3 separate regions of the Homo sapiens genome follow, and regions 2 and 3 are each linked to region 1. A link is a loop called in an ENCODE intact Hi-C map of the cell type or tissue named here. Cell type or tissue: heart right ventricle. All regions are shown on one strand. Links, peaks and the distances in the headings refer to the core of each region. The heading gives the core; the rest is flanking DNA.

Region 1 (8,193 bases), core at 1,601-6,600:
TTCCTTGAGGAAATGAATGAAGACGTCTTGCTTTTCCTAAGCTAGGTTCCCCGTTTGTATTTCTTGACAAGGGCCAAATGTGTCATACAAAGGACTGTTTTCATTGTCCCTGTTTTTCAGTTTCCTCCAAGCCCTACCAGCTTCTCTGCTTCTGCAGGAAGTTTACCAGGAAACAGGTGCACAAAAGGAAGAATTTGCTGAGGCCCTGGCAAACTGGAAACTGAATCCAGGTGGCCAAGGTCTAATCCTCCCCTACACCAGGTAATTTCTCTCCCTTGCATCTGATCTTGTGAAGTCCATAGTTCTCAGGTGGCCCATGGCTCCTCCAGTACTTCTGGAAATCTTTGCACCAGTGCCTTTTTTTTTTAATTTTTTATTTTTTGCCATACATGGCTTTGATTCTCTGCTACACATTTCTCAGATGGTTTTATGAGACCTCAGGAATAATACCTATTTCTTGGCTTTGTGTGAGGACTCAGTGAAACATGTTAGGAATGCTGTGAAGTCTGGTTGGCAGTGCAGAATAAGGGCTCATTTATTGGACTGGTTGTTGGGTCAGGTGGGGCAGTCTATCTGTAGATATACAGACACATAGATCAATGAACATACAGATGGAGATACAGCTATATAGATAGATGCACATGTACACATACATATAGTGTATTCACATACATGTATTAATTCAACATTTTTTCTTTTTTGAGATAGAGTCTGAGTCTGTCACCCAGGCTGGAGTGCAGTGGTGCGATCTCGGCTCACTGCAACCTCTGCCTCCTGGGTTCAAGAGATTCTCATGCCTCAGTCTCCCTAGTAGCTGGAATTACAGATGTGTGCCACCACCACGCCTAGCGATTTTTTTTTTTTCTATTTTTAGTAGAGACAGTGTTTCGCCATGTTGGCCAAGCTGGTTTTGAATTCCTGACCTCAAGTGATCTGCCCTCCTTGGCCTCCCAAAGTGCTGGGATTACAGGTGCGAGCCACTGTGTCTGGCCTAATTCAACACTTTAACAAATAATCCAGTGCCTACTATATGCAATTCACTGTATTCATATTTACATGAGTGGATCAATTATTAGTCCTATTTGTGAAATCCAAAAAAAGAATCTAACATTTGAATTTACGTAAGAAGTGTTGGAAAAACTGTTTTCCCAAATGAGCTAAGATGGAGGAATGGGACTTTTAGGAGTCGGCTTCACAAGTTACCTGCTAATCATTGATCTCAATGTAGGCTAATCCCAGGCAGTGAGAGATGGCCATTCGAGGGCATCACTGCAGAAGACCTGGCATTCTGCCTCCTTTTGGAGTCAGACTTTGGTCCCCTGCAGTGTTTGCCATTGTGGGGGCATCAGATGCTGATGGGCAGAATGAATGTGGAGGAAGTTGGCTTCACTAGGGCAAGGAATGAATGGCCACCACTGCTTTTGTGCCAAAGGACTAAGCCTCCCTGGGAGAGAGGACAAGAACAGGCTGGAGGAGGGGTGCCCTTCATCATCTTGTGAGCATCTGGGCCAAGTTCAGGGCTGGTGCTCTCGTTCAGATAGATTTAGCTGGTGGTGCAGAGATCCGTGAGCTTGCTTTTACAGGACTTTAATGATATATAAAAGCAGCACGAGGTGCTCCTGACTGTGGATTAATTTGGAGATGACTTTCTCTGTTGAAGAGTAGCAAGACTCTCGCGAGTTCTTAAAAATGCACTTGTTTGGTATGAGAATGAAAAGCAGTGGCTGAAGAACCAATCTTCAATGGGCAAGCCTTCTCTGGTAAGTTAAACAAATTCAGGCTGGGATTTAGAGGAATTCGTGCTTGTGTAAGGATTAGGGCATGCCAAAGTGAAAACTCCAGTATGCAAAAGTATTACTGAGAGGTGATTTAGAAATACAGATACTTGCGTTTATTTGACAGATCTGGAGCAGTTACTGTCTGCTGCAAAGGTTGCCACTACGGATGCAAGAGGAAAGGGCCCTCATGATTTCTGTTTGATTGTGGCCACCAAGACTAAATGGCGGAATGTAGGAATTACAAAAGCATGGAGGAAGGGAGGGAATTTTTGCAACTCATGAATAACCTTGTAAATGGAAAAGCCTGCTTTACCCCTGAAAAAGGAATAAAAGACTTGAGTTTACATGAGAAGTGTTAAAAAAAATTTCCCGTATACCCTTGCCTTCTGGTTAATTCCATTTTAAAATTGTAATTTAAAGCTAAATTAAAAGTAAGCCAATGTTGTGGAGGCGTGGAGTGGAATACAAGTACCTGGGCCCCACTTCCCAAGATCTGGATTTAGCTGGTCTGAGATAGATCCTAAACTCTGAATTTCTAACAAGCTCCCAGGTATGCTGATGCTGCTGTTCTGCACGTCATACCTGGGGTGGCACTGAGTGAGAGGTTGTTAGTTTTCCATTTTTGAAGGTATTGAGCAGAGAATGGTTCTCAAATTTGGCTGCATTAGAGTCAACTGGGGAGCTTTAAAAAAGCCCTAGTATCCTGACTGCATCCCAGATCAACAACAGCAGAAAGTCCCATAAAAGCAAGCTCATGGATCTCTGCACCACCAGCTACATCCATCTGAACAAGAGCACCAGCACTGAACTTGGCCCAGATGCTCACAAGATAATGAAGGCTGTGGGGTTCAGGCATCTGTATTTTTAATAGCTTCCCACATAGTTCAATGTGTAGCCGAGGTGAAGAACTGCTGCTCTAGGAGGAAATTATTTGAGGCAACGGCAACCAAAGGTCTTAGTCATCATGAGGTGTCAGAATCACTTTGGAGACCACGAATATTTTGTAACGCTTCCTGTCCTATCTTGAAATGAAATTCACAGATTGTATAATCTACTTACATGCATCATTACAAAAAGTTCTTTCTGTAATATAAAGGAGAAACAAAAGAGAAGTTGAAAAAGGTAACTTTTGGTAAACACACACACACACACACACACACACACACACACACATATTCGATAGGTAAATGCTTGGGCACAAGCTCTCTAGAAGACGTAATAAAGTATCCAGGTGTTTGTCTTGTAAGAATGTGATCCCGACAACCCCAGAGCCAGGCCAAGCCTGGAGCACAGGACCAGTGACTCAGACACTACCGGCTTGGCGTCATGGTGCCGTGGTTTTCCATACTGGTGAAAAACGCTCAGTAAATTTCTAGGCACAACAACACACGTTGACTGACTCTGGGTTCCTGCATATTCCGCTCATACTAAACCAGGCGATAATGCTCTATGATTACGTGTCAGAGAGTTAGGGCCTAGGGTAGGTAATTAGCAACTGGTTGTTCACCGACATGCATTTCAGGCTGAATTTTGAGCATTTCAGAAATTCTAGCTTCCCTCTTCCTCCCCCAAATGCGAAGATGTCTCCACTATAATTGAGCAATCACAAACGGCCCCTTCCAATGTCTCAGGGCTCCCCGTTGAACACCCATGTGGAATAAGGAGTGAAGGTGAGCTCACTGAAATGCACTCGATGCCAGTTCCACCTTCCACACCGGAGCAGCGTCCCGCAGACCAGGGCTGGTGGGCGAAACTGGTGGGCAAAATGGGGTGGGCTGGATAAAGGACTCCCACCCCAAATGGCTGCAGGGGCCTATTTGAGGGAGTGGAGAGAGAAGGGTTGCGGGCTTCCAGCCAAGCTTTACCCTCACTGAAAGTTCAGGTTCAGGGCCCAGTCCCCCAGCGTGAAAAAGGGACCCTTATAAAGAGGTAAAGGGGCTTCCTTCAAATCCCCTGCACCCGCGCCCCCTCCCTCAAAGATAATCCTGGGAAATATTTAGCGATCTCCAGTGCCCTCTAGTGGCAGATACTTGTCATGCCAGGCACCAAAAGATGGTTAATAATTTTTATTGTTTAAAAACATCACACAAGCCCATGCAGGTTCATACAGTAACAATCTCAAGCTTTCCTGCATTTCCTTTTATCATCCCGATCTTACTACACCCCTAGAGAACATTTACATTCCTTTCCTATGCATTTACAAATGATATATATGTATATTATATATTCGTTTCTATATGTTACACAGAGATGTAGACATGTAGAAATATACATTACATGTGCACATATGAAGTGTATGACTTATAAATAAGCATAAAATATATTTTGTATGGCATATATGTGTATATATTTTATATTTACAAATGTAAAAATATTTTAAAACTTTATATAAATATATAAAAATATAATACATTTAATTCTATGCTTTATACAATATGTTTATATAAAGTTTATGCTTATATTGATAATATATTTTTATGTACTATATAAAGTCTGAAAATATATTGTATAAGGTTTATTTTTATTTTTATTTATTTATTTTTGAGACAGGGTCTTGCTCTGTTGCCCAGGCTGGAGTGCAATGGCACAGTTCACTGCAGCCCCGAACTCCTGGGCTCAAGGGATCCCCCCACCTGAGCCTCCGAAGTAGCTAGGACTACAGGTGCAAGTTGCCATGCCTGGCTAATTTTTTGTAGAGACAGGATCTCCCTGCGATGCTCAGGCTAGTCTTGAACTACTGGGTTCAAGCAATCCTCCTGTCTTGGCCTCCCAAAGTGCTTGAATTACAGGTGTGAGCCACACACCCGGCCTGAGGTTTTTAAACACAAAGTGATCTGACTGTTTTACCGCTGCATGCTGTTGTGCAGTGTGGAAATAATCTGATTTGTTTGATTTTTCTCCCCTACAGATGGACATTTAGATGCCTTTCATTTTTCTTCCATTGCAAGAATACTTTGTACATATATGTGAGTTTTTCTATAAGAAACACTTCCAGCTTTTCATTTAAGTCAGAGACTCAAATCTGAAATGCAAAAGCTTGTAAAACTGTGAAGTGTTAAAAATCATCCCGCCAAAGGAGTGAGGTGAAGGGAAGTTTTATAAAATTGGAATGGAAGGAAAAGGCTGGACAGGAGTGGGATGGCGTGGCTGAGAGGGAGATAGGAGGCTGGGTATGGATGAGGAGTGGGAAGTGTGGGATGGCGTGGCTGAGAGGGAGATAGGAGGCTGGATATGGATGAGGAGTGGGAAGTGTGGGATGGCGTGGCTGAGAGGGAGATAGGAGGCTGGGTATGGGTGAGGAGTGGGAATTGGGAACACCGTTTTCACCTAAAGCTGTATTCAGGGCCTGGGGTTTTTGTTTTTGTATTTATTTAGAAAATAGATAAAACTTCTATCTGGTTCAAAATTCGACAACAACAGAAAGGTGTTAGATCTCATCTTCCTTATTCTTCTGTCTTCCAGCCGCTCCGTTCTCCCCAGCAGAGCCAACTAAAGTAATCAGCGTCTTCTGTATCCTTCCACAGATAGTACATGCATAAGCAAAAAGAAAAAAAAAAGTTTCTTTCTCTTTCTCATTTTCCCTTCAAAAACCACCAATAATTGTACCTGACATACATAGCCTGCCCCTTTTCTTCATTAAATAATGGGAGATTATGTCATTAGGAAGAAACAGATTTCTTCATTCTCTCTGCCTGGCATTCCATTATGTGGATGAGGTGTTATTTATTTAAGCAGTCCGCACCTGAAGGACATCTTGGTTGGTTCCAATCTTTGCTATGACAACAGTGCCACAATGAGTAGCCTTGTACAACTGTCATTATGTGCATGTGTGGGGACACATGTAGGATACAGTCCTGGTAGTGGAATTCCTGTCTCAGAGGGTTTTTTAAAAAGAACTGCAAGTTGCCGTCTGTGGAAGCCTTGCCAGTTTGTACCCTTGTGTGTTCTGCTTCACCTCTACCAGCACCGGAGTCACTGAGCGTTATGTTATTTGCCAACTGGATAAGTGAAAAATGGTATCTCAGGGCACGTTATGGGACATGTTAAAGTATAAGTGCAGCCAAATATCTTTTCAAACACTGATGAGGGGCCCTGGAGTTTTAGTGCCTTTCTTTAGAGGAATTTTAGGTGCTGGTCTTACTGACTCGGAGCCTCTTCCTCAATCTGCATCGCCTTAGCTGACCCCAGTGCACTTTAGGGCATTACGTGGATTTGGGGTTTTCTCATCCTGCTCTCCTTCCTTTGGGAGTGGCCTCCAAGGCAGCTGTCTTCCCATTCCCCTTGCTTCCCTCCTATCTCCGTCTCAGCCACGCCATCCCACTCCTGTCCACAAGCCGGGTGCATGAGCCATTCCAGAGGGACTTTACCTTGCTGGAATAAGCGTGGTAAGGGGCCTGGGTGTTGTGGTCCTCCCTCCTTGGGCTCTGGTGCTCTGGTTCCCAGACTGTGACCCACGATCCTCTCGCGTCCAATGTGCGTGACCTCTCCGTCCGATAGCACAAGCAATTCTCAAACAGCCACTTGAGCTGGACGCCCCCGGACATGCCCTGCACTTTTCCAGCTTTACATCCTGGCCTGTGTTGCCCCCTCCATGTGTGATGCCCTCCTTGAGTCCGGCATGGGTGCACGGCTGCCCGCTCCAGCAGGTCAACCCTCGGGCCCATGAACTTCCCCTACACAAGCTCTTGTGGCACCAACTGTCTTCCTAGGTGGTGGCCACACCAGGAAACATTTCCCAGCCTCTCATTGCTCTTGAAAATTGTATCATCAAATAGCAGCACATGTTAAACAGTTAAGAAGAAAATTAACATGCAAAATTAACAGAAGAAGAAAGAGAAAATGCAATCTGCCCAAAGCTGTTCTTGACAATTTTTGGAGTGATTTAATGTTATTTTAAGTTTTATGAAGAAAGTACAATCTTATCAATATTTGTATCTTGCTATTTCATATTCACTGCAATTTAATATGTAAAAGTTACCACAGGGACACTAAGTGGTAAAGAGTTAATGGTCTTCCCTGATTCCCACTGCCTGAGGCCAAATTTCCATCCACGCCAAGCATGCTTTTCAGCATCTCCACCTTCAACTGCTGTTATCTGTCTGCCCTAGCTTCTTCCAGCGCCCCAGGGAAAAAGCTGCATCACATTTTGGAGGGAAATAAAGAAAGAGAACTAAAGACCTATTGGATTTCAGCCTTTGGTTGGTGGTTAATAACCTAGATAGCTCAGGCATTTTCCAGGCTGGAGTGCAGTGGTGCCATCATAGCTTACTGCAGCCTCGAATGCCTGGGCTCAAGCAATCCTCCTGCCTCAGCCTCCTAAGTTGCCTAGTTAATTTAAAAAATATTTTGTAAAGACAGGGGCTTCACTATGTTGCCCAGGCTGGTCCCAAACTCTTAGCCTCAGGAGATCCTCCTGCCTTGGTATCCCAAAGTGTTAGGGTTATAGGCCTGAGCCACTACACTTGGCCCAAGAATTTAATTAAAGAGGTGGGATGAGCAAAGAGTTCCTGGAGGGAAGCTAGCTTTCACCTGCCTTCCTGCTACCTGGAAGGTGCTGTTTATGAATTCAGGATTCATCTGTCCACATTGATGGTTTTCTTAGCTTGTGAGGTTACTGAAACACCATTATTACAGATAGAAAACTTTCCCCAGTGGCCCCTTGAGACAGGTTGAATAATGTCACTTAATCTCTATAACCTTCCTCTTAAATAGGCATGGTCACTCTCTCTTTTAATGATGAGAAAAACGGGAGAAGAGAAGTCCATAGAAGGATGGAAACTTGGCCTCAGGCGGTGGGGCTCAGGCCCCTGCTCTGTTCTGGTTCCATGCACTTAGTGGATGGGAAGACCACTAACTCTTTACCACTTAGTGTCACTGTGGCAGCTTTTACACATTGAATTGCAGTGAATATGAAATAGCAAGATACAAATATTAATACAATTGCACTTTCTGCATAAAGCTTAAAATAAAGTGAAGTCACTCAAAAAAAGGTCAAGAACAGCTTTGGGGCAGATACCTTCCTTCCTTCCTTCCTTCCTTCCTTCCTTCCTTCCTTCCTTCCTTCCTTCCTTCCTTCCTTCCTTCCTTCCTTCCTTCCTATGGAGATATTGTTACAGGGAGGCCTATGGGATCCTGCCTAACTAGTTTTGGAGGCAAATGCTATGTGGGGGCTTGTAGGAGGCAGCGCTGTGCTTGCTGGAGTTAAGCTCTAACCTGAGTTGGGTTTGCATCCAGCTGCTGGTTGGTCCAGGGAGGTCTCCAGCTGCTGCTTGGAAACCAACAAAAACAGTAGTGAGTTCCAGAAACGTTGGAGTAAGGTGGTGACTTGGTGATAAAAAGTATTTCTGGAGGAAAGGGAAAACACTCCCATTTTATTATCTGTGAAATCTGGTGGCCAATGAAACCACTTCCCACT
Region 2 (8,193 bases), core at 1,894-6,893, 710 kb before region 1:
TTCTCTTGGGATGAAAGGAAGATGCTCAAATCAGAAAGTCATCTATAGTCTATTATTCCTCTTAGCAAACAATTATGAAGACAGTAAGTGCCTCCTAAGATGGTACAGAAAGAGCACAAGGGGTAAAATGTGACTCTTTAGATTGGAGTCACCTGACCTTGAAAGTGACTCCCCTCTAAGAAGAGAAGCTAGTGCACAGAGCATCACAGGGCAATTGAGGAGTCCAGGAGAAGTCAAGGAAAGCATTCTGCGCTGGACATCAGGAAGTTGCATGGAGCAATGGGCACTTTGGCCAGAACTTAAAGAACCTTCTGGCCATGAGGCATCTAGAAATGTTCAACCATAAGTGCTTGCAGTGACAGCATGGCATTGACCCTCTTGGAGGAGGGACGACTGGCAGAGGGAAGGGCTTGGCAATGGGAAGTAATGGGATTAGTGTGGAGTACAGGGATAAGAAAGATAGGTGTGGCCGGAATGCTGTGGGTCTTGAGTGACTGTGAAGAGATTGAGTCGACAATGAGGAGCTGTTGAAAGTTTTGACTGGGGGCCTGACTGAATCATAGAGGAATTGTGCTAAGTTAATCTGGTGGTTTTGTGCAGATAGGTTGCGAGGAGGAAGGACTGAATTTAGAAAGAGGAAGTGGATGTGAGTGAGATCTGGAGGAATTTTCCACAGGACCGACGAATGAAGGAGGCAAGAGACAAGTCAAATGTAATTTCCAGCCTTCTTACCGGGAGATGGTCATGTCACTTACTGAAATCAGACAGTTAGGGTGGCACGTGTGTTTGGAAGGTGAAGGTAGTGAGAGTGTTTTGACATGTTGAGCTTGATGTTCTAAAAGAATATTTTCAACGTTATAAACCATTTAATGTATGTATAAATATAAATATTTATATGAAAATGTATACATACATATATTTACACATATAAAACAGTTATGTTTAGAAATTATTGCTGTTATTTTACAGGAGTACTTAGTAGAAAGAATAGCAATATGCCACTTAAGAGTATGAAAACTCTCCTTCAAATTGTTCATTTTTTGTCTCTCTTTCTGTTTTTCTCGTAATTAATGTGGTTAAATTGATGCAAGAGATTAGAGCCTCGTGGTCATCTGAAGTTTTCTCTTGGTGCAGTTAGAGCTTTCTTTGGTGCCCAACCACACTCAATGATTCATGTTTGTTTGGAATATTATTGAAGTTGGAAGCAAGGGGTGGTGCCTCTGGGCCATGCAGGAGGTGCCACTGAGGCTGTCATTTTTGCCAAAGAAAAGAAGGCAAAGCTCCAGCAGGCCCTAGTCCCAGTGATTCACTTAGAGAAGCTCTAGGAGGAGCAAGATGGTATTTTCTAGTCTCTGCACTGGTGACATTTGGAGCAAGTCAGTTGGAGAAAACCAGGTACCCTTCTTTCTACTGTCTCTGATTATGTCACAGGGAAATCTTGTAGGGATCCATTTGAATGTGCTTTTAATGGATTGGGTTTGAAACCCATTCCTCCTTTTGCACTCCTTCGCACATGCGGTGAGAATGGAAAACTCTCTTGGGAATCGGAACACGTTTAAGGTGAAGTAATGACGTACACTTGACTCTTGCAAAGTGACTAATGCCTTAAATGACTTACTGCTGCCATAATATATATGACATGAACCCAAAGGTCCCATCAAAGTTGATGTGACCTTTAAATAACAAAGGATCTCTTAGAAAATACATTTAAGAGGCCCTGTCATCTCTCAAAAACATAGGATCTATAAAGAGGGTCAGATACATTTAAACCATGTTTTGAAGTTGTAAGCATTTTTTATGTTCTTAGCATTGGATTAAAGAATACAATCAGGCTGGGCGCGGTGGCTCATGCCTGTAATCCCAGCACTTTGGGAGGCCGAGACGGGCGGATCATGAGGTCAAGAGATCGAGACCATCCTGGGTAACACGGTGAAACCCTGTCTCTACTAAAAATACAAAAAATTAGCCGGGCGTGTTGGCGGGCACCTGTAGTCCCTGCTACTTGGGAGGCTGAGGCAGGAGAATGGTGTGAACCTGGGAGGCGGAGCTTGCAGTGAGCCGAGATCTCACCACTGCACTCCAGCCTGGGGGACAGAGAGAGACTCCGTCTCAAAAAAAAAAAAAAAATACAATCAGATGAGACAGTATCTCAATGACTCAAAGTAGGCCTTCGTGGTAAGAGCCTATGGTTCTTGGTTAAAACCCTTAAAACTTGGTTAAAACCCTTAAAACTCATTGAATCTTTTTTGTTCATTCTTTGAACTTCCCTTCTATGTTCTTCTATTCTCTCCTATGTTCTACTTCTCTTTCTGTGTTCTATTACCAGAAATATACCTGTTGCTTGCTAATTTTATATGCCTACTCCTAAAACCTTAACAAGTGATAATGAGAAAAGAAAACATATTTCTTTGAGCTCTATCCCTGGGCAGGGAACTTTCTGGAACTCTGGTCCTCCCAACATTTCTCAGCACCTGAGCGGGAGGCATCTCAGCTCTGCTCACCAACGAGATCTCCCAGTTAAAGCATGGTGCCTGTCATCTTCTGGCTCCACTTGGAGATGTCTGTGGTTGATTATTTTGCTGCTGATGCAGCAGTGTGAGTAGGGAGGCAAGCTACTGTCACCAAGGAGCTCTTTCCTGTTAGCCCTAAAGGGACTAGTATTCCTCTTTATTGGCACTGCCTCTCACTGCTGCTGAAACTCTCCATGCTGCCACCCAAGTTATTCACATATTGATTCAGCAAATAGTCAGAACCATGGATAACCCACTGTATACCAGGCTCTGCACTAGGCACCATGGATACAATGACTGGCTCCTGCTCTGTCCTTATAGAGCTTAAAGTTCAATGTTGGATGCACACACAAAATTCACAATGCAAACAGAGGAGGCTCTTCAGACCTAAGGTTGATTGGAAGGATAGATGAGAGGTCCCACTGGCCTGGTAAGCTAAGCTGAGGATTTTAGTTGTTTTTCAACAAGCAACAGAAAATCTTTGAAAAGTTTTGTTGTTGTTGTTTGTTTTTTTTTGAGATGAAGTCTTGCTCTGTTGCCCAGGCTGGAGTGCAGTGGCACAATCTCAGCTCACTGCAACCTCCACCTCCCAGATTCAAGCAATTCTCCTGCCTCAGCCTCCTGAGTAGCTGGGATTATAGGCACACGCCACCATGCCCAGCTAATTTTTGTATTTTTAGTAGAGATTGGGTTTCACCATGTTGGCCAGGCTAGTCTCAAACTCCTGACCTCAAGTGATTCTCCCACCTTGGCCTCCCAAAATGCTGGGATTACAGGCGTGAGCCACTGTGTCCATCCCTGAAAAGTTTTAATCCAAAGGGCAAGCTGGATCAGTTTGGGATTTGGGAGAATACTCTGACTCAGGGTGGAAGAGCGGATTGTAAGAAGGACAAATGGAAATGGGAAGAAGTGCTGGGAGGCTGCTGTGAGGGCACAGGAGAGACAGTGTAGCATGGACTGGGTCTGGCTGTGGCAGAGATGGGGAAGAGCACCACATCCCGCCAGTGTACAGGGCACTACTGCTTCAGGGCAGCCTGCGCTGGCCAAGAACCACAGCCATGTTTGCTCTGCACCAATCCAAGGAGATTCTCTCTGTTTTCCTATTGTGACAGTCTGAGATCTTGGTCCCAAAGAAGCGTTGATTTACACTATCCATTCTAACATGTGCCTGGGAGGTCAGCCCCATCACTCGTCAGTCGTGTTCAGGGATGTTGCAATCCAGAGATGAACACAGCTTGGGCTTCAGCTGGCTACCTACAGGGGGATGGTAATGCCTAGGGGATTGGCTGGTTGTCAGAGAATGGAAAATAAGCTATGTTTTGGAGGCACAGGAAAATTTCAGAATCACCATTTGGTAACATTTCCATTATGTAACAGTGGACAGTTAAACAGATACGTTTCAGCACACTGTAAGCCGGGTGGGTGGCCCAGAGTTTCTATGTAGAAACCGTTGTTGGGTTGGAAGCGGCTGGTAGTGAGGTGGGGACCTTGAAGCCACATGTCTATTTCACCTCTTAGAAGGCTGAGAAAATGTCAGTTGCTTATATTTTTAAAAATGGAGGACTTGATGGAAATGGGACAACGGGACAAAATCGCACACACACACACACACACACAAACACACACACACACACCCCTTCCTCATGCCCAAGGGTCCTGCCTGGAGCATCCGTTTTCTACGATAAAGGTTAAGACAGTGCTGTTGACAGGTGCTTTAAAAGCATAAGGAACTAACTTCCTGGGACAGTCATGAGAAAAGCAAGACATTGCTAAAAATATGCACTCTTGCCCATTTGGGCGACGGTCTAAGCTCCTGAAAGCTTAGACAGTAGAAGACAAGTTAGTCATCGTCATTCTTTTCTGCTGATTTCAACCAAAGTAAGTACCCGTTTCCTCTGGGATCTAGCCCCTCAACAGCTGTTAGCAAAAACTAAGCCAGCAGGGGGCGCACAAGCACAGCAATGCTTGCAATACTGCCATTGGCCATGATTCTCTCCTGCCTCTGCAAGATAGAAATTAGGAAGGGAATGACTGTGGCGTTAGGCTGTACATGGACTTAAAGAGGCATGTAGAATCCTAAAAAGCAACATGAATTCTTTTCACTGTTGGAATGGAAGGCAATTTATACAGCATTTCTTAATTGCATTACATAGCATCTCTTAATTGAAATCAACTAAAGCTTCCTTAACTATTATTTTTAAAATTTAGTAGGGCAATTAAAAAAAAGAAAGTTATTATAGCTCTCAGCCATAACAACTCAAATAGCACATATTTGGGAGAAATGATAAAGAAAAAACTGGAAATACTGGATTCCTTTCTCAAAGCTCAAAAAGACAATGAAAGGGATGAAGGCAGAAATGACACTTAAGCAATAAACACATTCAAGTAAACATCAGTTTCTGAACACACTCCATTTCCATTGGCATCTGAGCATAGATCTTAATTCAAGAGGTTTAACCTGCTTCAGAGAAAATGAATAAAAGAGAATGTAGCACAATGCTTGAAGATCTTCACATTTATAGACTGGTGAACTCTCTCACCCACACACTGTAATTTGGGTGGCGTTCCTTCAAAACTATTAAGGCATCTTCATTGGAGCTGGGGTAATTCTAAGCAACACTAATGGTGTGCTCGATGTTACTGTAAGTGAGATAAATGATAGCAAACTTGTATGAGCAGGTGCATCTAATAACAGAGGCGTAGAAGCATAATACAGCAAGAAAGAAATGTTCAAATGCAGAAAATAAGAGCTCACGGAATCACTATGAGTGTGTTAGTGTGCATTACGGAGTGAACGATGTGTGTGTCTGACCACTTTGTCCACATCTCTATCTCTGGTGCACCCAACTTCTTTGAAAAATCAGAGTCAAAACCAGTGAGAGGAAGCCCTCATGTGTTTTCGGTCTCCACTTCCAGAAAACCTCAAGACATTTTTATTGGAGGAATAAAGAAAAAGCCCTTGAATTACAGAGTACTCAATGGGTCTAGGAGAATGAGTCTCTAATACTCACTCACATTCAAGGGAAATGACACATTTATCCATTTCAGGCTCAACTCTTTTAGACTGAAGAAAATCTAAAACAAATAGATATGGCTTACAGCATTGCCCATCTAATTAGTTTTCTTCCTGCACCAAAGGTGGTTGATGTTATGTGTTTTCTCCATATCCCGTGAAAGAAAGCTCTGGAGAACTTAGCTCACTTCCTCTAGAGAGAGTTCTTGAAGAGGAGGGAAGAGATGGAGCTGGCAAAATTTGGGCAAATATTCTTAGTCTTTGGCATAGAAATATATTGAGGAGTGAAAAGAAGCACTAAAAAAAAAAGACACCATCTTTTGGCCTCTAGTCCTAAGAATTTTAAGATTGTACTTTTTTTTTTTTTTAGATGAAGTCTCTCTCTATAGCCCAGGCTGGAGTACAGTGGTGCGATCTCCACTCACTGCAAACTCTGCCTCCCAGATTGAAGTGATTCTCCTGCCTCAGCCTCCTGAGCAGCTGGGATTACAGGTGTGCACCACCACGCCAGGCTAATTTTTGCATTTTTAGTAGAGAGAGGGTTTTGCCATGTTGGCCAGACTGGTCTCAAACTCCTGGCTTGAAGTGGTCCATCCGCCTTGTCCTCCTGAAGTGCTGGGATTACAGGTGTGAGCCACCATGCCTGGCCAGATTGTACCTTTAAATGACTCAATAGAAATGAGTTTCAGTAAGACATCATTCTGTGTGGGAAGCCACTTGCCTAGTTCTCTCAGAACTCCAGAACCCTGGCTGTAATAACTGGGCAAGTTTCATTCAACCGTGGTGGCCACACACAGTCCCTTTGTGTAAGGTTTGTGAATTTGAAATCTTTAGAAGATAACAAAAGAACTTGTAAATGATTGGACCCACACCCAGAGAGAGAGAGACCTGTATACATTCTTCCATGCAGAAAATAAACTGGAAATCTAACGCACAAAAATATTTTTGAAACCACATTATCGAGGTATGATTGACTTGTATAAAGCTGTGTGTAATTAATGTGTACAACTTGATGAGTTTGGGGAGAAGCAGACACCAGTGAAATCATCACTACCATCAAGGCCATAGACATCCATCCCTTCCCAAAGTTTCTTCCCATCTCCTCTATTATAATAATTATTAGTGTGTGTGGTAAGAACACTTTAAAAGATTTGACATAGACTATTAGTTCCTCCTCAGAAAGGAGTTGATGGGATTTCAGAGGTGGCGTGGCTTGGAGTTGCTCTTCTCTTGATGTCCCCTGAGGGCCTGCACTGATCTTGGTCCTCCTGCCAGTGCTCCCAGCCCCTTATGGACAACTGGCTTTCTGCACCGTTTGAAATGCTAGGCATGGCTGTCCCACACGGTGCTTGCTTTCTCGTGCCTTCTAACCTGGGCACTGAGCTTTCATCTGTGTTCACTGGCTGGCTCCGTAGCATTTCCTGCCACACCTCCATGGAGGTATGGGCATTTTGCATTCCATAAAGGGGAAAAGAGCTTCTTCCTGATCAGAGTTTAAGCTTAAAATGGTTTTCTTCCTCCTGAAACCACAACGTTTCCTAACAACATTAAAATTCCCCTCTGCTCAGCCCCCTACTGGACCAGCTCTGGGCTGGAGTGAGGAAGGCATCCCTGTTGGTGATTTCATGCCCACTGTTGTATAGGCCAGCACTTCCCCAAAGCTGGCCTAAGTACTAGCGTCCGGTTACCCTAGCACTGGAGAGCTTTGGGGGATCTGCCTCTGCCCATTCTGACCTATCCCGTCTAGGAGGAGCCTGACATTTTCATGTAAGGAGCTCCCAGGGCATCCCACACACCAGGAGGCTCAGGAAGCCACAGGTGAATGCTATGCCTGTGTCCCCTAGGGAGGTAAGTCAGTGGCCTGCAGAGCTCTGGGAAATCTTTCTGCCTGGAGAGTAGACAGGCCCACCAGTGAGGATTCCCGTGGAGTATTTAGCCAGCTTGGTTCTAGTTAGATGTAGAAGACATGGAAACAAAATGTGGTGTTGGAACAAAGCCTTTAACTGTGGGCCCCAGGAGTCCCTCTGAGATGTTTGGCCACTTTTCTGCTGAAATTGTGTTTTTATTGGTGGAGGATGCATTTTTAAAGTATAGAGGCGTAGCAAGATAAAGAATAGAAATGCCCCCGTCTGTGGAAGCAGAGAGAGGGCGGGAAGAAGCCATTTTGTCACTCACACAGCAGGTAAATGCCACCCCAAGCCTTACCCTGGCAAACTCCTGACTCCACCTGTGACTTTATTGTCTGAGACACGAGCCTCTACTCTGCTGTGGCTATTGAAAGTTAATTAAACTTAAAGAAAATGACAAATTCCATTTCTCAGTCCCACTAGCCACATTTAAGGGCTCAGAGCCACATGTTACTAGTGGCTACCGCATTGGACAGCACAGATAAAGGCCATCTCCATCCGTGTAGGAAGTGCTCCTGCAGGGCGCTGGCCTAGAGTTACCCCTGGTGGGAGATATGGGGCCCATCAAGCCAGGTAACCATCACTGGGGTGAATTTTTTCTCTGGTGTTGCTGGAGCTTATTGAATAGAGTGTCAGGATAGAATCGCTCGCTGGCTTAAGCTGAATTCCATAGACCTCCATAAAGAAACAGAAAACCTCTTCAGAGGAGAAAGCATAGTTGGAATAGCTCAGTGCTGGCTTAAGCTGTTCTGAGATTTTTCAG
Region 3 (8,193 bases), core at 1,825-6,824, 740 kb before region 1:
TTACCTGGAGCTACCTGTCCTCTTCTGTCTAGTCCCTCTTGTGGCTAGTGACCAGCATTTACAAGAAAGCTCACCTGGATTGGGAGCCAAAGAGCCACGAGGAGCTGGAAGCAGGTTGTAGGAAACACAGCAGGGTCAGCAGTCTGCATCCCATGGGTGTGCCTGCCTCAGCACTGGAGGAATTTCATGAAAGTCTCAGAGGACCTCCCTGTGCACACCCAGCAGGTTGTAAATGCCAGAGAATTAGGGCCCCAGCTCCCTGCTCCTCAGATGGGCTCATTCTGGGGATAATGTCCCATGCTGCTTCCCAGAACATCCCCCCAGGACTGTGCCCACTGGTCCACAGTGAGGTGGCTTCATAACCATACCTTTTGTTGGCCAAGTTCTCGCCTCGGTCTCACTTCTTCACCCACCTCACTGTGTATCCCGCCTCCCCCTGCATATTCTCTACACGCCCAAATAAACCATTTGCACCCAAATCCTTGTAGCTAGAGAACACAAACCAAGACACACGCTAACACAGTCATGGGGACCTGCGTGAAGATTCAGTTCCGGGTCTGACACGCTGGGACGTGACAGGCGCAGGAAGGCAGTGTGGTGCAGTGGGGAGCACCAGGCACTGCAGGAGAGCCATGCCATGATCCCAGCTTTCCTGCTCTTGAGTGGTGTGGCCCCGACTATGTCCTTTACAATCCCCTGCTGGGATCTGAGCTCATTGACCATAGACATATAATGATGACAAAGGCCATGCTGGGGCTGGCTGGACACCTTTGCTGGTGTCCATCGCCATGTCTTACTGAGACAGGAATAGGAGAGGAGGCCTAGGATAGGCAGAGTCTGGGCAGGCATGAAAAACTGCTGAAGAGTTTGAGCAGGGGGAGGGGCGATTGGATCCGAATATTGAAAAAATATCATGGACAATGGAGTAGATGGGTAGACGGGCCAGCAGGAAGAGGGGAGATGCGCTGGGAGACACCACACCGCCCATCAAGGAGGCCTCACGGCGCTTAGACAAGGAAGTCTTGGGTAGTGAGGGAGAACAATGGGTAGGTCCAAGACACCCCGAAGCAGTCAAATCAACGAAAGTTCACGATGACTTGAACCTGGGGGTGGGCAGAGGGAGATTTCTATAAAAGATGACATCAAGTTTCTGTGCTACAACACATAAAGACCATTAGAAGAAATCAGGCTTGGAGAAGATGATCGTGAATTCCATTTTGTCATTTTGAATTTGAGATGCCTTTAAAACATTCCAATGGAGAATCAAATGCACTGCTGGTTCTACAGATGTACAGAGCAAAGGAGGGGCCAGAGTAGACACACATTTTGCATTTGTTACTGTAGGATGGTAACTTGAGCTGAAGATGGGGAGGAGACTCCCCAAGTAGGTCTCTGGACTACCAGCAGCACAGCATTACCTGGAAAGTTGTTTGAGGTGCAGAATCTCTGGCCCCATCCTGTCCAAGACCTACTGAGTCAGAAACTCTGGGGATGAGGCCTGCAGACCCTGTTAACACACCCTTCAGGGCATTTGCATGCACAGGAAAGCTTGAAAATCACTGACTGCAGGCAGCGAGTCTCAAACTTTGCTTCACACTAGAATTACCTGGGGAGCTTCTAAAATCCCAATGACAAAATCAGCTGGGTGTGGTGGCACATGCCTATAGTCCCAGCAACTTGGCAGGCTGAATTGCAGAGGATCTCATGAGCTCGAGGCTGCAGTGAGCCATGATCACACCACTGTACTCCAGCCTGGGTGACAGAGCAAGACTGTGTCTATAAATAAATTAACATAAAAATAAAAATAAAGCCAGGCACGGTGGCTCATGCCTGTAATCTCAGCACTTTGGGAGGCTGAGGCAGGCAGACCACCTGAGGTCAGGAGTTCAAGGCCAGCCTGGCCAACCTGGTGAAACCCCGTCTTTACAAAAATACAAAAATTAGCCGGGCATGATAGCGGGTGCCTGTAATCCCAGCTACTCAGGAGGCTGAGGTGGGGGAATCATTTGAACCCAGGAGGTGGAGGTTGCAGTGAGCCGAGATTGCACCACTGCACTCCAGGCTGGGTGACAGAGCGAGACTCGGTCTCAAAAATAAATGAATAAAACAAACTAAAACAAAATAAAATTAAATTAACAAATTCCCAGTGCCCATCCAGTACCATTACGTCAAAATCTCTGGGGAGGGCAACCAACTCATCCCCATTTGTCCAGGTCTGCCTGGGACTTTCCTAGTTTTAGCACTGAAAGTCCCTCATCTCAGGACACCCCTCAGACCTGGATATTCTGGATCCAGCCATCAGAAGCTTTTAAAACTCCCCAGCGGGTTCCACCTGTGCAGTCCCGTTTGAGAAACTGTTCCTGGAGGGTTAGTTCATGCTGCCTGAATGTAAGAGTTGACTGGGGAGCTTTAAAAAGATATTGAATTTCCCCGGATCCCTTCTTCAGAGATTCTGACTTGCCTGGCCTGGAGCGGGGCCCAAGTATAAGTAGATGATAACAGCCCTCAGGTGATTCTCATTACAGACAGGGTTAGACCCTCGGACATAGGGAAAGAGCATCAAGTGGAAAGAAAAGTACCCACCAGATTATGGCCATGAAGAGAAGGAGGAGACTTCTAAAGGGTGGAGAGGTGGCCGGAGAAGCAAGAGGAAAGCAGGGGCCTTGGCCCTCGGCAGCCGAGGGGAGATACTGCTGGAAAGTCATAATCAAGGCTTGCAAAATGTGCATTGGATTGAGCTGTACCAACATAGGGCGCAGAAGATAGGAGGGCTGCAGTGTGAAGGGAAGGCAAGCAAACCAAGAGCCAGAGGCTGCTCTTTCTGAAAGCCACATGGCGAGGAGGGAAGAGGGATGAGGCTGTCCCTGGAGGAGTCGTCTTATGTCCACTTTTTTTTTTTCCTGCTTCTTTTCCTTTTCTCTTTGCTTGTTTATTTTTCGACGGCCACGCATTTCTTGTATTTTCAGGGGAAGAAAAAGTGTTAAAAATGACTCTCTTGATAAGCTCCAAACATTTAAAAGTTGGTGAATCTACCAAGGCAACTTCATTATTTCTGTTGAAGAGCAGAGAGCAGAGGAATAATTCCAACTGATTGGCACACACGACTGGTCGTAAGTCACATGTTACTCAGAGCCAGAGCCAGGAGTGAAATCTAGCATCCTGGAGCCACACGGCTCTCCTGCACGCCTCGCCTCCTCCCCAAAGGAGCTCTGAGGTTTGGACTGCAGGAGGTGGCCACTGCTGATGTCATGCTTATTTCGGAAACCAACGGTGGCCTATCTTAGTGCCAGAGGGGAAGGCTCTGGGTTCATTTGGCTGGGTTGCATAGGCATTATTCCATTAGCAATCACATCACTGGGGCCCAGAGAGTTAGGTGCAGCTGATGAAGAATGAGTTGTCCTTAAGATCTGATTGCTGATCATTTGACAGTGTGCCGTGCTTACTCCATTAAACCTCTTTTTATCCCCCACATGTTCTTTGTTTGCTAGAGAATATGGGAAGCTATGAGTTCACTGATAATTTCTTTTCTTTTCTCTTCTTTTCTTTTCTTTTTCTTTGAGACGGAGTCTTGCTCTGTCGCCAAGCTGGAGTGCAGTGGTGTGATCTTGGCTCACTGCAACCTCTGCCTCCTGGGTTCAAGTGATTCTCCCGCCTCAGCCTCCTGAGTAGCTGGGACTACAGGTGTGCACCACCATGCCCAGCTAATTTTTGTATTTTTAGTAGAGACAGGGTTTCACCATGTTTGCCAGGATGGTCTTGATCTCTTGACCTCGTGATCCGACCACCTCGGCCTCCCAAAGTGCTGGGATTACAGGCGTGAGCCACCGCGCCCGGCCTCTTTTTCTTAGAAGAGCAAATGCAGGGTTCTCCAAGCTGCCCTGTTTGTCTCAGAATAGATTATTAAGCTGGTTAGGGGTTTTACCTAAATGCATGCAACTGTACAACAGTTACCCACAGGGACTTTAAGTGTGGTTTTCTCGTTTTCCTTTTCTCTCCTCTTCTGTCTCCCCATCTTTCCTTATTTTCCTTTCCTTTATTTATAAAGAGGTCATGACAAAAGAGGACAATTGAGGCTAAAAGGGGAGGATAAGAATGATTAACCTTTGAAGGGCTTTGCAAGCTATGTATATAGCAGCTAAGTGAGCCACCCGGTTCTGCAACCCTCTGGAATGGCTTTTCAAACACACGTTGATAGTTCCCTGACTACCTGTATTCACCAATGTCCCTGAAGCAGTCCATGCTAATGATAAATCGCTGTTTCTCATGAACCTGTTGTCTGTCATCTAGGGACATTTTCGTGTTAAATATTTATTTGCATATTTAAAAAACCGCATAAGAGCCCATTAATTACCATGGCGCTCCTGAAGGATGATGCAGGGATGCTTCATCAACGGGGCTGTTAACCCTGTCCACAAACAAATACGTACCCATCAGATTTACCTGTTTAACTTAAACTATAATTACTGGGCAATCAGACGGCTGACAAGTGTAGGTACTAATTATCCAAATGAGACTCCGGCTGCCCAGAGGTACCTAGTTATGTTTAGCTCCTTAACTGTTACTTCGTTTCATATTCACAATCAACGCAAGTAACTTGTGTCCAATGAACTGGTTTATCAAGTGCTTTTCTTACTCTTATTGTAAATATTGAGAAGTGCTACTTTCACACGTGAAGCAACACTTCAATATACATGGATTTTAGAATGAAGTCTAAACGATCTACTGGATTTCCTGGAAGAAAATACAGCGAGTGCTTCACTTAGAGATGGCGAGGCCAGCAGATGGCGGTGTGGACCAGAAAATAAAAATCTCCCCTTCGCAGCGATCGGGCTTTTGGGGTAAGACAGGCCAGGTTTACTTACTAACCTTGAAGAGCTTTTGAATTTAAAGGCCTTTCAGTTGTCCATGCAGAAGGACTTCTGATAAGGGAATCAAGAGAGCCACGTCGTATGCTGGGTTCTTAGGTTTAGAAAGAGCCGCCCAGCGGAGCAGCGTGGTCGTCCTGCATTGCGCACGGGGTGAGAGACTGCAGTCACCCCGATGGCCTCTGAATTCCTAAACTTTGGACTTCGATGGCTCATGAGGACTCAACCAGCTCATTCTAGTTTCTAGTTCTCCCCCTCGCTGACAACCTCGCTGTTTTTTTGCTATACTCCAGAGACTTATGGGAACTTTATTGTAACCCAGTGGGGGGAAAAATCTTCAATTTAAAGGCAGTTTACATTAATTTTTTTATGTTCATCTTGAAATCTTGGTTTCTAGATGGTTTAAATTAAAATGAGGGTCATATGATTTTTAAAAACACATTCATCTTTGACTCCCTGTCCTTGGCAAAATGGCTACTTAGATGTAAGTAAAAGGCCAGGCTTGGTGGCTCATGCCTGTAATCCCAGCACTTTGGGAGGCTGACACGGGCGGATCACCTGAGGTCAGGAGTTAGAGACCAGCCTGGCCAACATCGCGAGACCACATCTCTACAAAAATACAAAAATTAGCTGGGCGTGGTGGCGCATGCCTGTAATCCCGGGTACTCAGGAGGCTGAGGCAGGAGAATCACTTGAACCCAGGAGGCAGAGGTTGCAGTGAGCTAAGATGGTGCCACTGCACTCCAGACTGCGCGACAGAGCAAGACTCCATCTTAAAAAAAAAAAAAAAAAAAAAAAAGAGAGAGATGTAAGTAAAAGACTATTGAGTCCTTTCAGGAAATGTCATAAGAATCCCATTTTAACAGCCATTCTGGTAGAAAGGCATAAACATATAATGGAAATAAAAGTGAAATGATAAGTTGGACATATCATATCATCCAGACTATCAATGTTAATTATTGTCCCTTAGCTTCAATTCACTTTAACTGGGAATAATATATATGAAAATACAAAGTACAAATTGTCTCCTCTCTTCTTCCTCTCTTAGGTCCATTTTCTGTTTCTTTCTCCCATTAACCCACTGAAAACAAGTAGTATTTAACCCAGGGTACTATAAATGTTACAGTTTTCAGATACTGTTGTTAAACTTGTTTAGCTCATAATCTTGAGTAAATGATAGAGCTTGCTTTTCTACAGACTGTCTCCGCCCCTGGATTAGTCAGATTCTCCAGATTGAAAAAAAAAAAAAAACAAACAGAATAGGATGCATGTATACAGAGAGATTTATTTTAAGGAATTGGCTTAACATCTTCAGGGTAGGTCACCAAGCTGGAGACCCAGGGAAGAGTCAAAGACTGTCTGCTGGCTGAATCCTTCCTGGTTGGAGAACCAGTCTTTTTTTCTTAAGTCCTTTAACTGATTGGATAAAGCCCACCCACATTTTGGAGGGTAATCTTTGTTACTCAAAGGCCACTGATCTAAATGTTAATTGAGTTTAAAAACACTTTCACAGAAATGTCTAGAATAGTGTTTAACCAAATACCTAGGTACCACGGCCCAGCCAAATTGACACATAAAATCAACCATCACAACTCCTAACTTTTCTCTTGAAAACATTTCCTGGATGCACAGATAGAGCTTGGGATGGGCAGACCCTTTCCATATTCTCTCACTTGCAGGCAAGAAATGTTAACAGCACAGGACACTGGGCTGGGAGGTGGGGACCCGAGCATTGGTCCTCTGCTGCTGACACTAGTGTGGCATTGGGGGACAAGGCCTCCAGGCAGTGGTTTCCTCCTGCCTTGGTGTGAGATCTGGAGAGAGCTGGACATTCTCCTACACAGGGCCATGACCCACTGAATGTCATGATGATAGGACAGGGATGACACAGGTTATTAGTTGGTCCAGAAGGTTCCAACTAAGTCAGCTCCAGGAAGACAGGGGGAGATGGGAGTGGGGGCTTTGGGGATTGAGGTAGAACTCCTCATTGTGGGTTGGGAGCTGCTATAGTTTGGATGCTTGTTCCCCCCAAACCTCATGTTGACATTTGATCCAATGTTGGAGGTGGAGCTTAGTGGGAGGCATTTGGGTCATGGCAGCAGATCCCTCATGAATTAATGTCCTATCTGGAACCAAGTGAGTGAGTTCTCACTCTATTAGTTCCCATGAGAGCTGGTTGTTAGAAAGAGCCTGGCACCTCCTCCTCTGTCTATTACTTCCTCTCTGCCTGTGATCTCTGCATACTGACTCCCTTTCACCTTTTAACATGAGTGGAAGCAGCTTGGGGCCCTCACCAGAAGCAGATGTTGGCTCCATGCTTCTTGCACAGCCTGCAGAACCATGTGCCAAATAAATCTCTTTTCTTTATAAATTACTCAGCCTGCCTCAGGTATTCCTTTAAAGCAATACAAATGAACTAAGGAGCAAGGGCCAGAGTCTGAACCAGAATTTGGGTTAGGTTCTGTCCTTTTTTTTTTTTCTTTTTTTTTTTTTAGATAGGGTCTCACTCTATCACCCAGACTGGAGTGCAGTGGCACGATCTCAACTCAGTGCAACACCTTCCCACCAGGTTCAAGCAATTCTCCCACCGCAGCCTTCCAAGTATCTGGGACCACAGGCACCACACCCAGTTAATTTTTTTATTTTTTGGTACAGATAAAGTTTCACCATGTTGTCCAGGCTGGTCTCGAACTCCTGACCTCAAGTGATTCACCTATCTTGGCCTCACAAAGTGCTGGGATTACAGGCGTGAGCCACCACACCTGACCTATCCTATCTTTTAAAGGACAAAGATTGCTATGGGTTGAGGCTCTGGTAAATTGCTTGCAAAAATGGTTGCAATTATTCCTTTCCCTGTATCCCTGCCTGTTTCAATGTAACTTTGCTGCTCCTCCCATTGAAAGGTAGAATCTACTTCCCCACCCTTGAATCTGCCTGATCTTGTGACTTGCTGTGGTCAAGAGAATGTGGAGGAAGCAATGGTATGCTGAGCCTAGGTCTCAAGCGGTCATGCATGCCTCTTCTATCCCTCTTAAAACCCTATACAACCATCATGTGAATAAGCTTGGGGTGGCCTTCTGGAGAACAAGGGACATGTGGCCCAGGTACCCCTGTTGCCCTGGTCACCAGCGCCATCCAGCTGATGGTCAACTGAGTGCAGATGACTGAGCAAGTCTAGCTGAGACCCTGGGAACTACCCAGTTGAGCCAAATTGCCAGTCTGGAGAACAGTAGGTTAAATAAATGGTTATTTTTTTTAAGCCACAAGCTAAGTGTGATTTGTTGAGCAGCAAAACCAGAAAAAGGCTGAACTACAGTTCTAGTGGGAG

The links. Hi-C counts contacts between places; a loop is a spot of excess contacts. Peaks named below come from ENCODE experiments on the same cell type or tissue, not always from the same donor. Only the 100,000 strongest peaks of a DNase experiment are listed, where the experiment ranks them.
Region 2: it touches region 1 in a loop (5-fold over the local background); 35 of 110 quality-filtered maps call a loop at or near these places.
Region 3: it touches region 1 in a loop (16-fold over the local background); 23 of 110 quality-filtered maps call a loop at or near these places.

Annotation. Positions count from the first base shown.
Region 1 is chr20:21,568,489-21,576,681 of GRCh38, forward strand. LINC01727 (long intergenic non-protein coding RNA 1727) reads left to right here and starts at 1,536. Exons shown (of 4, transcript NR_109880.1): 1 at 1,536-1,760. RefSeq lists an enhancer at 5,764-6,264. In heart right ventricle, for the core only: a CTCF peak has its summit at 3,798 (motif pointing left); no DNase peak of the experiment used is centred there; H3K27me3 peaks cover 3,432 bases.
Region 2 is chr20:20,855,929-20,864,121 of GRCh38, forward strand. No RefSeq gene overlaps it. Among named protein-coding and RNA genes, the nearest start is that of LINC03083, 110 kb to the right of the region's middle. In heart right ventricle, for the core only: CTCF peaks have their summits at 4,453 (motif pointing right) and 4,655; a DNase peak (open chromatin) is centred at 4,453; H3K27me3 peaks cover 2,377 bases.
Region 3 is chr20:20,832,884-20,841,076 of GRCh38, forward strand. No RefSeq gene overlaps it. Among named protein-coding and RNA genes, the nearest start is that of RALGAPA2, 120 kb to the left of the region's middle. In heart right ventricle, for the core only: CTCF peaks have their summits at 4,778 (motif pointing right) and 4,986; a DNase peak (open chromatin) is centred at 4,798; H3K4me3 peaks cover 410 bases; H3K27me3 peaks cover 2,412 bases.